2 separate regions of the Homo sapiens genome follow, and region 2 is linked to region 1. Evidence: read pairs that join two places in POLR2A ChIA-PET (ENCODE). Cell type or tissue: OCI-LY7. All regions are shown on one strand. Each heading gives the region's core, and the rest is flanking DNA. Links, peaks and the distances in the headings are about the cores only.

What was found. Peaks named below come from ENCODE experiments on the same cell type or tissue, not always from the same donor. Only the 100,000 strongest peaks of a DNase experiment are listed, where the experiment ranks them.
Region 2: POLR2A ChIA-PET joins it to region 1 with 8 read pairs; 7 of 35 experiments call an interaction of 5 or more read pairs at or near these places.

The regions. Positions count from the first base shown.
Region 1 is chr1:160,441,206-160,446,720 of GRCh38, reverse strand. No RefSeq gene overlaps it. Among named protein-coding and RNA genes, the nearest start is that of VANGL2, 43 kb to the right of the region's middle. In OCI-LY7, for the core only: no CTCF peak of the experiment used is centred there; a DNase peak (open chromatin) is centred at 2,887.
Region 2 is chr1:160,497,746-160,503,260 of GRCh38, reverse strand. All of the region lies in intron 1 of SLAMF6 (SLAM family member 6), which reads left to right. Among named protein-coding and RNA genes, the nearest start is that of SLAMF6, 23 kb to the left of the region's middle. In OCI-LY7, for the core only: no CTCF peak of the experiment used is centred there; no DNase peak of the experiment used is centred there.

The DNA of each region.
Region 1 (5,515 bases), core at 379-5,378:
TTCCTAAGATCCCCTCAGCCCATAATGTCACAGATGCCTGGATCTAATCTCTGGGCCATTACCTTGTTGGGTTCATCCTTTACTGGTGTAAAAACAAACCTTGACAACCCCCAGTAAGTCCCAATGCAATTCTAGAAACTCAAAAGAAACCAAACACTAATAAAACATCAAAATGAAAAGAAATACTGAGACTGACAGCCTGGGCAACATAATGAGACCCCATCTCTGCAAAAGAAAAAAAAATTTTTTTTTTTTTGAGATGGAGTCTCGCTCCGTCACCCAGGCTGGAGCGCAGTGGCACATTCTCAGCTCACTGCAGCCTCTGCCTCCTGAGTTCAAGCTATTCTCCAGGCATGAGCCACCGTGCCTAGCCCCCAAAAAACTTTTTAAATTAGCTGGGTAAAATGGTGCACGCCTATAGTCCCAGCTACTCAGGAGGTTGAGATGGGAGTGTCGCTTGAGCCTAGGAGTTCAAGGTTGCAGTACCACGCCACTACACCCCAGTCTGAGTGACAGAGCAAGACCCTATCTCTAAAAAAACAAAAAACACTAAGACTGAATACAATACACCACATTGTTCTTCCCTCACTTCATTTACATTGTCTTTTACCCAGAGGATGCCCTTCTAAAGATGATGTTTACATAGGTATATTTTATATATATATATGAATGAATGAATACAGTTCATTAAAATACAATGTAGTATATTAAATCATGAAGTGACATGAAGTGACTCTATTTACAGTGACTAGTTTAGTCATAGATAATTATTTAGATAATTTAGAAATTATTAATTTATATCAGGTAGTGATGCTAATGAACTCCAGAAAGTGTAGCCCAAAGGTAAGAAATTGTCAATGGTTCTGCTGCTGTTGAATTACCTTATACAGACCACCTGCAAAAGTGGTCAGTATGGACATACTGTATGCATTATTCTCTATCCTAGACCTTGCATGAAAAAGGCCCTAGCTGCTCAGTTCACTGGCCAAAACTCACCTTAGCCCAGTTCCGTTGTTACTCACAAACACCAACTCCAGTGTTTAAAATTGAGTGAAGATTATGGTTCAGCTACAGACATAGCAACATATGAAGAAGGTTCTTACTTGTCTAGCAAAACCTTATTCCAGACTGGGATAGTGATAGTGAAGTTAAAATTGAGATATCATCCCATTAGTCACTTGACACATATCCAGTTGCTGAGCTTGGAGTGGCATGTTGCAAGTGATGGGAAACCTGGCAAATCTTAATGACCACTTTTCTTCATCAGTTTATTTCAGGGACTCTATAGCCATCTACCCTATTATTTTGGCCTACTTATTACCTTACAGTGGTTGAGGGACCACAATGATAAAACAACAACCCCTCCTGCCCTCCTGTCTGTGATGTGTTGCTCCTATGTGGAGCTTGTAAAACTGAATTCTTATGTAGTAGGCCTATTGAGGTTCCAAGGAAAAATTTCATCCCTTTGGGTAAGAGTAAAGTTTTTCCTGAAGGGAAGGTCTTAACCATGCTATGGAAAAGTAAGTGGAAAGTAATGATGAGTCTGCTGTTGGGCCAGAATGAAGATGCCCATGGACAAGGCAAATGGGGAACCAAGATACAAGTTGGAGAATTGTTACCTGGAGCCACGCTACATAGGTCATGTGAAGTCTCACTATACAGACAGTGCCAGACTTAACAACTTAATATTTTTTAACTTTTTGAGGGTGCAAAGGCAATACACATTCAGTAGAAACTGCACTTTAAATATCCATATAACCATTCTGGTTTTCACTTTCAGTACAGTAGTCAACAAATTACATGAGATATCAACACTTTTTTATAAAATAGGCTTTGTGTTAGATGAGTTTGCCCATTTGTAGGCTAATGTAAGTGTTCTCAGCACTTTTAGCTAGGCTAAACTATAATGTTCAGTGCATTTTTGACTTGAGATATTTTCAATTTATGATGGATTTATTGGGACATAATCCCATTATAAGTTGAGGAATATCTGTATTGGCAAACTTGTTATTTTATCAAGCAAGTCAGCAGATTTCTTTACAACCAATAATCAAAAATTATGTGCATTGTTGATTAAATTAAATAACAAAAAATGCTTTGGAAATTTAAGTGCTATTCAAATATTCAATTAGCTTGAACATTTGAATAGTATAACTTTCAAATCTCCTAGCAAAGTTAGCAGCACTACACAGAATCACGTTTTTTAAAATTTCAAATCAGTTAAGAAAAGGATAATAATAAACACCTGTGTAGTCAGCACCTACTTTAATAAATAAAAATTACCATACAGTATAAAATTAGATACATAGACCAGTGGAAAAGAATAGAGACCCCAGAAATAAAGCCAAATGCTTACAACCAACTAACCTTTGACAAAGCAGACAAAAACATAAATTAGGGAAAGGTCACCCTATTCAATAAATGGTGCTGGGAAAATTGGATTGCCACATGTAGAAGAATGAAACTGCATCGCTATCTCTCACCATATACAAAAGTTATCTCAAGATGGATCAAAGACTAAATCTAGATGATAACCTAGGAAAAACTTTTCTCAACATTGACCTAGGTAAAGAATTTATGACAAAGACCCCAAAAGCAAATGCAACAAAAATAAATAAATGACGTCTAATTAAACTAAAAAGCTTCTGCTTAGCAAAAGAAATAATCATCAGAGTAAACCTACATAATGGGAGAAAACATTTGCAAACTATGCATCCAACAAAGGCCTAATATCTACAAGGAATCTACAAGAACTTAAACAAATCAGCAAGAAAAAAACAAATAATCCCATAAAAAGTGGGCAAATGACACGAATAGACATTTATCAAAAGAAGGCATACAAATGGCTAACAAACATGAAAAAAAAAAAGCTCAATGCTGTTAATCATCAGGGAAATGCAAATTAAAACCACAATGAGACACCACCTTACTCCTGCAAGAGTAGCCTTTTTTTTTTTTTTTTTTTTTTTTTTTCTGAGGCAGATTCTTGTTCTGTTGCCCAGGCTGGAATGCAGTGGCATAATCTCGGCTCACTGCAACCTCTGCCTCCCGGGTTCAAGTGATTCTCCTGCCTCAGCCTCCCGAGTAGCTGGGATTACAGGTGCCCACCACCACGCTTGGCTAATTTCTGTATTTCTAGTAGAGACGGGGTTTCACCATGCTGGCCAGGCTGGTCTTGAACTCCTGACCTCAAGTGATTTACCCACCTCGACCTCCCAAAGTGCTGGGATTACAGGCGTGAGCCACTGAGCCCAGCCAAGAATAGCCATTATTAAAAAGTCAGAAAACAATAGATGTTGACATGGATGTGGTGAAAAGGGAATGCCTATTCACTCCTGGTGGGAATGTAAATGAGTACAACCACTACGGAAAACTATGGAGATTTATCAAAGAACTGAAAGTAGATCTGCCATTCACTTTGGCAATCACACTACCGGTTATCTCCCCAAAGGAAAAGTAGTCAATATATCAAAAAGACACTTGGACATGTATGTTTATTGCAGCACAATTCACAACTACAAAGATAGGGAACCAACCCAGTTGCCCATCAAGCAATGAGAGGATTTTTTAAATGTGATATATATGTATACCATGGAATACTACTCAGCCATAAAAAAGAATGAAATAACACCTTTTGCAGCAGCTTGGAGCCAGAGGCCATTATTCTAAGTGAAGTAACTTAGGAATGGAAAACCAAATATCACATGTCCTCACTTACAGGTGAGAGCTAAGCTATGGGTATGCAAAGGCATACAAAGTAAGTCTAATGGGCATTGGAGACTCAGAAGCAGGAAGGGTGGAAGGGGGTGAGGAATAAAAAGCTACATATTAGGTATAATGTACACTACTCACGTGACAGGTGCACTAAATTCTCAGACTTCAGCACTGTACAATTCTTCCGTGTAACTAAAAACCACTGGTACCCCAAAAGCTATTGAAATTAAAAAATAGATATTAATTTAAAAAGAAAGAAACAAAGAAAAGGTGAATTTGTTGTTAGTCCCAATGTCTAAGGAAAAACAGAGATTAATAGCAAGCAGATGTTTAAATGGGTGAGGGCAATATTTCCTTATTGTAAGAGACATATATCTTAAACAGAGGCCTTACTAATAGCTTAACGGGATTAGACCCCTCTCAGTAAAGTCCAAACAATGTCTTTTTGGAATGAAACTTGATTCTCATCCATTGAGTCAGGGCTTCTTGAACTCTGAATGAATTGCCCTTAATGCTTTATAATAATTTAAGACGACATTATCCATCACATGGATGTCTCACCAGTGCATGGCCATTAGTAACCAGACATCTCATGAACCTACTTGTTCATATTTCATTTGAGAATAGTGCTAGCCTTATATTTGTTATAACAGTCATGTTCATTATATTTATGGACAGAACATCTGGTCACTGTACTTTGAATGAATAAACTGCTATACCTGTTGGCCAGTTTTAAGTTCCATTAGTGTTTTATTGCCTTCATTTAATTTTGTAAGAAATTAAAGGCAGTGAAAACATTGATAAATCTTGAGGTTTTCAGATTTTATAATCTGTTCCATAAAATGTGTGCCCAGATTACTATTAATAGACAAGGATATTGCAAACTGAGAAATAGTGTCTTTTAGAGATCGCTTGCAGAGCATCAAATAAGCCCTTACTTATGAACATACTAGATGAACATCCTATAAAGATACACATAGTCACTAAAGCATATGTAGGTGAACAACACTTTGCTTATATAAATCAATCCAACTATTTACTAATGCCCCCCACAAGGGGAGCTGAGCTGCCCCCTTTCCCCTAAGGCCTGATAGAGGATAACCTGTACAATACCATTGAATAACTCTGGGCTCATGAAGCAAACCAGCCATGCCTAATAATTCCTTTTGCCCTTTCTTTGTTCACAATTGCCATATGATAGACCACACAAGCTTGGTGCTACCAAGCATCTACCTAAGGAGCCCCAAAGACTATGGGTGAAAAAAAAAAGCAAAAACAAAGTCATTCTAATGGTCTCCAAAAATTCTGAATATGAGATCTGATTTTGGAGAAGAGAAACATTTGATAGAATTACCAGGGGAATATAGTCAATTGATAATGGTCATAACAAAGATACTGGTGAGTAAAAAAGTCCAGAGTTATTAACCAAAACAACGATTTTATTACAACCACAACAAGAGGGTAAGAAAAGAACCTTGAGAAATGCTTGTTCTTCCAGGAGTAAGAAACCCTTGTTTTCACAATCAATGAAATATCCGAAAGCATAAAACCAGAGTCAACTTAAATGTTAATTTTTTTTTTTTTTGAGACAGGGTCTCCCTCTGTCACCCAGGCTGGAGTGCAGTATGTGATCTCAGCTCACTGCAGCCTCGACACCCCAGGCTCAGGTGATCCTCCCAACTCAGCCTCCCAAGTAGCTGGGGCTACAGGCATGGCTAATTTTTGTATTTTTTGTAGAGACGGGGTTTTGCCATGTTGCCCAGGATGGTCTCAAACTTCTGGGCTCAAGCAATCCACCTGC
Region 2 (5,515 bases), core at 194-5,193, 57 kb before region 1:
TAGCAGCTTTTACATGTCTCATCCGTCTTCCTCTAGATTCTATGAGATCTACTTCTCTTAGAACAACTTTGAGAAAAACATAAGCGAAATATTCCAACTTCTTCCCCTTTACCCTCTAAATCTTTTGAGATCTTTAACCTTATTCTTTTCAGTCTCAAAAGAAAAGGAGAACCACGTCTACCCAAGACTAACCTCTTCACTTATGCTCCTAAGCCCACCCTGGCTTCCTCCTCAGAAATGACACCGTTTTGAATACTCCCTTTCACCATATCTTAAGTTTTTTCTTTTTCTCCCAGCTGCTTCCCTTTGCTCCAAATTTGCTCAGGACTCTGTTACCTAAAGAGTAACTTCCATTTGTCCTACCTTCTCAATATCCTGACTATGTTTCTCCTCCCTTCTCTTTAAATTCTCTTGAGAAATCAGCCCCTACTCTCTTTCATACTGCATTTGCCTCCTGTGGAGCTAACACAGCTTGCTATATTCCTGTTAGCTATAGATGGGCCTAAGCTAGTCCCTCAGGTTAGAAACCCAAAGTTCCTTGACTTTTCTCTCTTTTTCAGAATCTGCTTAGTTCTACCTCTCTCCTCTCTTTCCTAAGACACTGCTCTCTTTATACTTTGCCAATTTTCAAAAATACTTCATGTTTTTTAATACCTTCCAAACTAACCCTCCACTAATCAGGTAACCCTTAAAAACTTCTCTATTCTAATTCCAATCTACTTAACATTCACTGAGTTCCCTGGACCAGGTTATGGGGAAATACAATGCTGACTAAGATATTATTTGAGTTCCCCAAAACACATCATACAGTAGATGAAACTTGTAAACAAATGTACCCCAAATGTCTGCTGTCTTGACATCCTCACCAGTGGATGGGCAAGACCTCAGCATCACCTTCATGTTGCAAGGAGTTCCCCAGTGACTTATGAGAGTCTCAAAGGAAAGCTTCCCATGAGTCCCCAAAGCAGCCTACGAGTTGTAGCCAACATGAGGCATCTTTCCCATTCTTAATCTCCTTTTCTGGTTCTAGTCCCCCACACAGGATGCCAGCAGAGCCATTTAGATGCCCTGCTTATTCCAAGAACATCAATGTCCATGCCAAGGGTGCTGGTCCCGGATGCTCCCAAAGCATCAGTGTTGATTCCTGGCAGAGCAGAGAAAAGGACCTCCATGTGCCCTCTGGGCCACACCACAACACCTTGGCCCTGAAGCAGCTCTGCTCCTGTCCAAAGTCTCATGCAGGGTCTTTTAAACATTTTCAGTAGCATCTGACCTTCACTGTCCCTAAGCATATTGTCTCAAATCTAGTTTTGCTTTGGTTTGGTTTTGGGTCTGTGGGGAACTATTCCTACCATCTCATCCATCCTGTGCTCCTTCTCCCTTTGCTTCACCACAAACTCCTTTCTCCCCTTCCCCATGTACCAATGCAAAACCCCCATAAATATAAGAGGCAAACAGATATTTTAGCTCATCCTTGAAGGATAAATAGGAGCTTACCATGTAGGAAAGATGAAGAAAGGCATTTTAAGCAGAGGGAAAAGCAGTGCAAAAAAAAAAAAAAAGCAAGGCATTATTGGAAGAATTACAAATAATTAAGTAATGGAGAACTCATAGCTTTTATTCAAGACTTTGCTACAGTGTCATCTCCTGTGAACTGTTCCCTGACAACTCCCAACTCTTCCCAGTTCATGATTCTCTAAATTTTTGCTCCCATGGAGCACATATCTCTAACAATTCAACATTTATTGAGCTAGAAATTGTGTGCTAAGTTCTAGGAATATAGAAATAATAATCAGAATCCCTGACCTCAAGATTATGGAAAAGAAAAGAAAATAATCTTGTAATTATAACAAAGAGAAAGAACTGCTTGCAATTGCATGTATAACTGCAATAGTGATACGAGGGCAATGCAGAGGCAAGCCTTACACTAGCTCAATGCCCAACCCACCACATCAGAACTAACTACTCATTTACCTGTCAGGCTCCTCTATCAGATGATGGACCCAGAGGACTGACAGTATCTTATATTCCCAGTTTCCAGTCTAGAAACTGGTACATAAAACAGACCTAATAAATATGCCATGGTTCCTAAGGTTTTACTAATTGAATTAGCATGGAAGTTAGCAAATATTAGAATATTTGAACACCAGAATGAATAAACAAACAAACAAATAAATAAATTTCTGTGCTTGTCTTTGCAGATTGGCTCTGTTTTGGGGCACTCCTTTAATGCCTAGACAGGCTACCACTCTGCCTTAGCCTTGACTTTCTTCTTGTAAGCAGCATAAATAGCCATAGATAAAATCTTGTTACATAAACTAATTATTTCAATCTATAAAATCAATGGAACTTAAACAAGCGTTCCAGGCAAGGGAAGAACAGCTCCTGGTGAGTCCTTAGGCCACTGAGTAAGCCCAGACTCCCTACCAAAAGGAACTGAGCTTTAACATTCTAGACAGAAAACCTCCAAGAGAAGGGATGGAGATATGTCCATTCACTCAGTAAATATTCATGGGATGCTTACTATGTGCCAGGTGCTGTTCAAGAATGTTCACAATAGTAGACAAAACAGACAAAAATCTTTGTCTCCATGGAGATTACATTCTAGTGGAGAGGTGAGAAAATAAACAAAAACAAATATTTAAATTATAAAGTATACTAGATGGTAAGTACTAGATGGTAAATCCAAAGGCAGCTGGATGTGCAAGGGTGGATGGGGGCTGATGGTGCAAAAAGAGTGGTCACACTTCTTTAAATTCTCTGAGCAGGAATGTTTGCATTAATGACTTTATGGAGGCAAAAGAGTGAGCTGCATGGATACTTGGAGAAAGTACATTCCAGACAGAAAGGATTGCAAATGCAAAAGCCCTGGCCTGCTCAAGGAATAGCCAAGGGGGCTGGAGCAAAGTGAACAAGGGGGAGAATATAGGAATTAGGTCAAAGAAAGAGAAATGGCCAGATCATTTTGGTCCTTATAGACCATAGACATGATTTTGTTTTGCTCTGCTTTTGTTACTGTTTTAACTTTTTAAACTGAAATACAAAGAGAAAAACTATACGAATCTTAAATGTCAGCTCAATGAATTATCATAAAATGAACAAATCTGTGTAGCCAAATACAGATCTAGAGATAGGACATTATCAGTATTCCAGGATCCTTCCTTTATACTCCCTCCTATTCACCACCTCTCCCTCCTCAAAGGTAACCACTCTCTTGACTTCTGACAGCATAGATTTGTCTGTTTATCAACTTTAAATAAATAGAATCATATATTTGTATTCTCTGGTATCTGGACATTCTGCTCAAAATGTTGCTTGTGGTATTCACCCATGTGATTCAGAGGAAAGAGGAATAAAGATGACAAATAACAGTGTGTTAAAATGCTGATGGGAAAGATGTTGATGACAGCAATGTTCATGTGCCTGGAACCCATATGACAATTCATGAAAGAGAGAGGAAGTGCAAGCTCACCCAGGAGCTGAGCACTAGGACTCCAAGAGACATTTCCTTCCCTATTCAGCTCCTCCTATAAGAAATAAGAAACCCTCAGAAATGACAACTTTCCATGCTCATGGATTGGAAGAATCAACATCGTTAAAATGGCCATACCACACAAAGCAATTTCTAGATTCAGTGCTATTCCTATCAAACTACCAATGTCATTCTTCACAGAATTAGAAAAACCATTCTAAAATTCATATGGAACCAAAAAAAGAGCCCAAATAGTCAAAGCAATTCTAAGCAAAAACAAAAAATCCAGAGACATCACACTATCTGACTTTGAACCATACCATAAGACTATAGTAACCAAAACAGCATGGTACCGTTACACAAACAGACACATAGACAACTGGAAGAGAACAAAAAACTCAGAAATAAAGCCACACCCTTACAACCATCTGATTTTTGACAAGGCCAACAAAAGCGAGCAATGGGGAAAGGACTCCCTGTTCAATAAATGGTGCTGGATAACTGGCTAGCCATATGCAGAAGATTGAAACTGGACCCTTACCTTTAACCATATACGAAAATTAACTCAAGATGGATCAAATATTTAAATGTAAAACCTCAAGCTATAAAAATCCTAGAAAAAAATAGGAAATACCCTTCTTGACACTGGCCTTGGCAAAGAATTTTTGGCTAGGTCCCCAAAAGCAATTGCAACAAAAACGAAAATTGACAAGTGGAACCTAAGTAAACTATAGAGCTTCTGCACAGCAAAAGAAACTATCATTACCGTAAACAGACATCTTACAGAATGAGAGAAAATATTTGCAAACTATGTACCCAACATAAGGTCTAATATCCAGAATCTATAAGGAGCTTAAACCAATAAGCAAAAAGACGAATAACCCCATTAAAAAATGGGCAAAGGACATGAACAGGCACTTCTTAAATGAAGATATACAAGCACTCAGCAAACATGAAAAAATGCTCAGCATCAGTAATCATCAGAGAAATCCAAATCAAAACCACAATGAAATACCATCTCACACCAGTCAGAATGGCTATTATTAAAAAGTCAAAAAAAAGAACACAATAGATGCTGGTTTGGTTTTTGATATGGTTTGATTGTGTCCCCACCCAAATCTCATCTTGAACTGTAGAGCTCCCATTATTCCCACATGTCATGGGAGGGACCTGGTAGGAGGTAATTGAATCTGGGGGTAGGTCTTTCCTGTGCTATTCTCATGATAGTGAATAAGTCTCATGAGTTCTGATGGTTTTATAAAGGGGAGTTCCCCTGCACATGTTCTCTTTGCCTGCCACCATGTAAGACGTGACTTTGCTCCTCCTTCACCTTCCACCATGCTTGTGAGTGCCATGGCCTCCCCAGCCATGGGGAACTGTGAGTCAATTAAACATCTTTCCTTTATAAATTACTAGTCTTGAGTATGTCTTTATCAGCAGTGTGAAAATGGACAAATAACACTTTTTTGACTTTTTAATAATAGCCATTCTGTCAGAATGACAGCTGGAAGAGAACAGAAAATTCAGAATACACTAATACACTTTTTTGTATTTTTGTATAGCCATATGCAGAAGATTGAAACTGGACCCTTCATTCTTTCAGAATGTCTATTATTAAAAGTCAAAAAATAAAAAAAAAACAGGTGCTAGGTCCCACTTGGTGAGGTTGCAGAGAAAAGGAAACAGTTATACACTGTTATTGGGAAATATAAATTTTCACTGTGGAAAGCAGTTTGGAGATTTTTCAAAAAACTTAAAACTGAGCTACCATTCAACCCAGCAATCCCATTACTGGGTATATAGCCAAAGGAAAATAGATCATTATACCAAAAAGACACATGCACTTGTATGTTCATACTATGCTATTCATAATAGCAAAGACACAGAATCAACCTAGGTTCCAATCAATGATGGATTGGATAAAGAAAATTTGGTATATATACACCATGGAATACTAACCAGCCATAAAAAAGAATTAAATCATGTCTTTTGCAGTAACACGGGTGGAGCTGGAGGCCATAATCCTAGCACACCAACACAGGA